Linked DNA regions of Homo sapiens: region 2 is linked to region 1. Evidence: chromatin loops called from intact Hi-C (ENCODE). Cell type or tissue: endothelial cell of umbilical vein. All regions are shown on one strand.

Region 1 (2,500 bases):
CTTCAGGATGCAAAATCAATGTATAAAAATCAGTAGCATTTCGATATATCCATAACATTCAAGCTGAGAGCCAAATCGAGAATGCCCCATTCACAATAGCCACAAAAAGAATAAAATACCTAGGAATACATTGAACCAAGGAGGTGAAAGATATATACAAGAATAACTACAAAACACTATTGAAAGAAATCGTAGGTGACACAAACAAATGGAAAAACATTCCATACTTATGGATCAGAGGAATCAACATCATTAAAATGCCATACTACGCAAACCAATGTACAGATTCAATACTATTTCTATTAAACTACTGATATCATTTTCACAGAATCAGAAAAAACTTTTCCAAAATTCATATGGAAACAAAATGCGCCCAAATAGCTGAAGTAATCTTAAGCCAAAAGGAACAAAGTGAGTGGCATTACATTACCCAACTTCAAAATACAGTATAAGGTTCCAGTAAGTGAAATAGCACGGTACTGGTAGAAAAACAGACACATAAACGAATGGAACATAATAGAGAATCCAGAATAAAACTGCACACCTACAACCTTTTGATCTTTTACAAAGCCAACAAAAATAAGCAATAGGGGAAAAACTTCCCATTCAATAAATGGTGCTGGGATAGCTGGCTAGCTATATGCAGAAGAATGAAACTAAACCCCTACATTTTACTATGTACAAAAATTAATTCAAGATGAACTAAAGACTTAAATTTCATGTCTCAAACTATAAAAATCCTAGAAGAAAACATTAGGAAACACCATTCTAGACATTGACTTTGAAAAAAAGAATGTATGACTAAGTCTTTACAAGCAATTGTAACAAAAACAAAAATGAAAAGCGGGATCTAAGTAAACTAAAGAGCTTCTGCACAGCAAGAAAAACTATTAGCAAAGTAAACAGACAACCTGCAGAATGAAAAAAAATTGCAAACTATGCATCTGACAAAGATCTAATATCCAGACTCCCTAAGGAACTTAAACAATTAAACAAGCAAAAAAAAAATATATAGCCCCATTAAAAAGCAGGCAAAATACATGAACAAACACTTCTCAAAAGAAAAGATACAGTCAACAAACATGAAAAAAATGCTCTACATCACCAATCGGAGAGATGCAAATCAAAACCACAATGAGATACCATCTCACAATAGTCACTATGGTCATTATTTAAAAGTCAGAAAACAACAGATGATGGTGAGGCTGTGGAGAAAAGGAAATGCTTATACACTGTTGGTTGGAATGTAATTAGTTCATCACTATGGAAAGCAGTTTGGAGATTTCTCAAATAACTGAAAACAGAACTATTACTCAACCCAGTGATTCTATTACTGGGTATATCCAAAAGAAAATAAGTTGTTCTGACAAAAAGATATATGTGTTCATATGATCAGTGCAGTACTAATCAATATCAATGGTGTAGTATTAAATAGCAAAGGCATGAATCAACCTAGGTTTCCACCAATGGTGGACTGGATAAAGAAGATGTGGTACAAGTACCGCATGGAATACTACACAACCATAAAAAAAGAACAAAATCATGTCCTTTGCAGCAACATGGATGTGACTGGAAGCTATTATCCTAAGTGAACTGATGCAGGAACAGAAAACCAAATACAACATATTCTCACTTATAAGTGGGAGCTAAACTTTGTGTACCCATGAACATAAAGATGGCAACAATAGACTCTAGGCACTACTAGAGGGAAGAAGGAGGAAGGAAGTTGAGTCAGGGATGAAAAGCTAACTGTTGGGTACTATGTTCACTACCTGAGTGATGGGATCATGGTATCCCAAATCTCACCATCACGTAATATATCCGTGTACCAACAAACCTGTACATGTAACCCCTGAATCTAAGAGACAATTTGAAATTATTTTTTAAAAATGTCTTCTCAGTATGAAAGTTGTTATTAGGTTAAAACATTGATACAATTAAAATAAATTTAAACTACGAGCTCTAAAATTTGGCAACGTCTCTTGAATAATATCAAACAGAAACAGGAAATAGGTCCTACTTGAGAATCTAGGGTTAACTGGCTAACTAGAATGTAAGTTTAAATGATTGAAAACAATAAGGCTAATTGTAACATTAGAATATTACATAAGAAAAGGACAGGAATACTATTGAAAAATCATTAAATCTCTCAATACAATGTATTTTTAATTTATGCTCACCAAATATTGGCAGAAATTCAAAGATAATATAATATTTATAAATGAAACATAAAATAAATTTGGTTACATATTCATTCATCTACAATATGTAATAAATCAGAATTTCCTGCCATGAACTGTACTGAACATGGAATATACAAATATAATTAAGACATTTTTCTTACCATTGTGTCATTAAATAACTTAGTTGTGTGGCAATCACTTATACATTACCCGTCACATATTTAGAAACACACTAATTGCTTAATGGTGTTTAATATTAACATACACATTTTTAAAAAGTCATTCAAGACAATTTTAATAGCATTCATGTGTGTGAT
Region 2 (2,500 bases), 150 kb after region 1:
CCCACTATTGATTCAGTTCTCTCCAGTGATCTGTGAAGGGGATCTGCAAAGGAAGGGAATTTAGGTAGAAAATATTAGTAAAGAAAACTCCTGACTGCCTTTGATGTTGCTGGGAATGGATGTATTTCCTGGAACTGATACAGTCATCGAGAGAAAATAAGTAGAATCAGCAGGGGAGCAAAGCTTTCAGATTAAGGTTGGCAGAGTGAAGGGATGGGAAGTATCTGGTTCCAAATTATATCATAGAGTTGTTAATCCATCTAAACTTGAAACTTGCCTCTCTCAGGAATTGCTTTTATGTGGGAAAAATCAATGTTGTTGCTTAATCCAGTAGGGAAGTTATTTGCTGTTATTTGAAGAGGAAGACATACTAACTGATACAACTTGTAAGTGGCAGAGCTTGAAGGCAAACCTATGTCTCCGTTCCAGTGTCTATTCTCCTTCCATGATGTTAATACTTCCAAAAATTGTATTCACAGAATTCTAATGACATTTAAAAACTAGTCACTTAAATTTTCACATTATCTTTGAAATGATTCCTAAAAGAGATGACTTTTATTTTTCCTTTAGCTTAATATTATGCTTAATTGTTTACTGCAAATAATGAGTGCCTTTTTTATTTCAAAATATTTTCATCTTTATTTATTTTACCCCAAAGTATTTTTCATCACCACAAAGATGTTATAGACATTGCTCTTCAAAAGTTAAGCAGTAGAATATTCATACCATAAAGCATATGACTATGATGGAAGCAAAAATCAATCCGAAATGTATACCAAGTGTTTTGAATTGTTAATAGCCTAAAAAAGTGTAAACCCAGGGAGATGGCAGAAAAGAATTCAGAAACAGTATCCACTGGTTCGTCTGTACAAAGTGTTAAGGCAGAGCTCATACAGTAGTCTACTGACAGCTAAATTATGACTAATGAGCAGTCTGCTATATTCACAGAACATATTGCATGAAAAGAGCAACACCATATGGTTTTCGGTGGCTACCTTGTCAGGTATGCTAACCAAACTTGTATAATCTTACATATTGTTTTTATTCTAAAAAGAAAAGCCAACATTAGATGATATAAGAAGCTTGAAAATCTTTACATCACAAAATACTTCACATAAAGCAGCTTAATTCCACCCTACTATGTATATAGATAATATGAGGCTGTTTCTTTCAAAAACAAAACATTGTCAAGTCCTCACTACTGGAAATAAATGTGCATATTCACAATTCACTTTGGGAATGCTTCATTGCATAGAGAATACTCATTAGTTCTATGGTTCCAGTTCTGCTACTGTGTGACCTTGAGGAAATAATTTTACTTTGAGGGCCTCAGTCCTCAGGTCTGTAACATCAGTGACTGAAACTAAAATTATATGTTTCTGTACTTAATATACATTATATCACTTAATCCTAACAATTGTCTTTTAGTATATTATTTTGCCCATTTTACAGATGAGGAAATGGAAGTTGAAAAACACTAATAGGGCAAGAGCCCAAGGTCCCAGAGCTAATAAGCATATAGCTGAAATCTAAATCCAAGTATATCTAACTCCAAAGCTCTTTCTCTTGTATCTATATCATACTCGCCCCAACGTTTGACTGGTGAAATACAAAGGTTCACTCTTTTGAACCACTTAATCCTACATATCAATGAATTTTATGAGATCAATTACTGAAAATCTTATGTTACAGAAGCCAGCATCACCATAATGCTTCAATTTTATTGTATATCAGATGAAAATCTTCAGGCATATCAATCTAAATAGAACAGACATTAGGTTTTCCTGGAAAAATCACATTTTCTAATCAAATTTTCAAAAATAAGTTACAAGATTCCAGAAAGCAAATGAGAAAGCAACAAAGTAATAATGAACCCTCTTTTCTTATTTTTTTATTTTGTTACTCACTTTGCTTTAAGCATGTTAATGGGGGCAAAATAGGATAGCATTTGTCCTAAACAGGCAAAAGGTACACTAAAAACTACTATATTAAAATAGAATTTAAAAAAATGTAAGCAAAGCTGATTCTTTGTTTTGAAGGGATGCTTACCTTAGTTCTTAATTACCCCTAATGCTTAAGTGAATTATACCAAACTTAAAAACAACCTATATAATCATTAGCTTTCCAGACTTCAGGGGAGGATAAATGAGGATTACAGGAGACAGAAAGTCACACAAACTCATAGTCTCTATTTTAAAGTGATGGCACATACCAAAAATAAACAAACAACTTGATGACCTAGTACTCCTGATGTAAAAGGAGAAGTGACCCAAATTTTTGCTGACATTCATGTCAGCCTTGCAGTTTAGTCAAAATTTAATATTAATGTAAACCCTACATAATGATTTTTATCTAAAATTTTTAAATCTTTGGTTAATGTTTTATCATTAAAAACTAGTCAAAATATAAAGTAACACAGACAAAAATACTAACAAAGTACAAATATTGTGCCAAATGATTTTAGGTGGCTGATCACAAACATTTTAGTACTCAGAACTAA

Evidence for each region. Peaks named below come from ENCODE experiments on the same cell type or tissue, not always from the same donor. Only the 100,000 strongest peaks of a DNase experiment are listed, where the experiment ranks them.
Region 2: a loop joins it to region 1, with 3 times the contacts of the local background. A loop is called at or near these places in 2 of 110 quality-filtered maps.

Annotation. Positions count from the first base shown.
Region 1 is chr4:65,501,409-65,503,908 of GRCh38, forward strand. All of the region lies in intron 3 of EPHA5 (EPH receptor A5), which reads right to left. Among named protein-coding and RNA genes, the nearest start is that of EPHA5-AS1, 170 kb to the right of the region's middle. In endothelial cell of umbilical vein, no CTCF peak of the experiment used is centred here; no DNase peak of the experiment used is centred here; H3K27ac peaks cover 1,677 bases.
Region 2 is chr4:65,651,016-65,653,515 of GRCh38, forward strand. All of the region lies in intron 1 of EPHA5 (EPH receptor A5), which reads right to left. Among named protein-coding and RNA genes, the nearest start is that of EPHA5-AS1, 18 kb to the right of the region's middle. In endothelial cell of umbilical vein, no CTCF peak of the experiment used is centred here; no DNase peak of the experiment used is centred here; H3K27ac peaks cover 189 bases.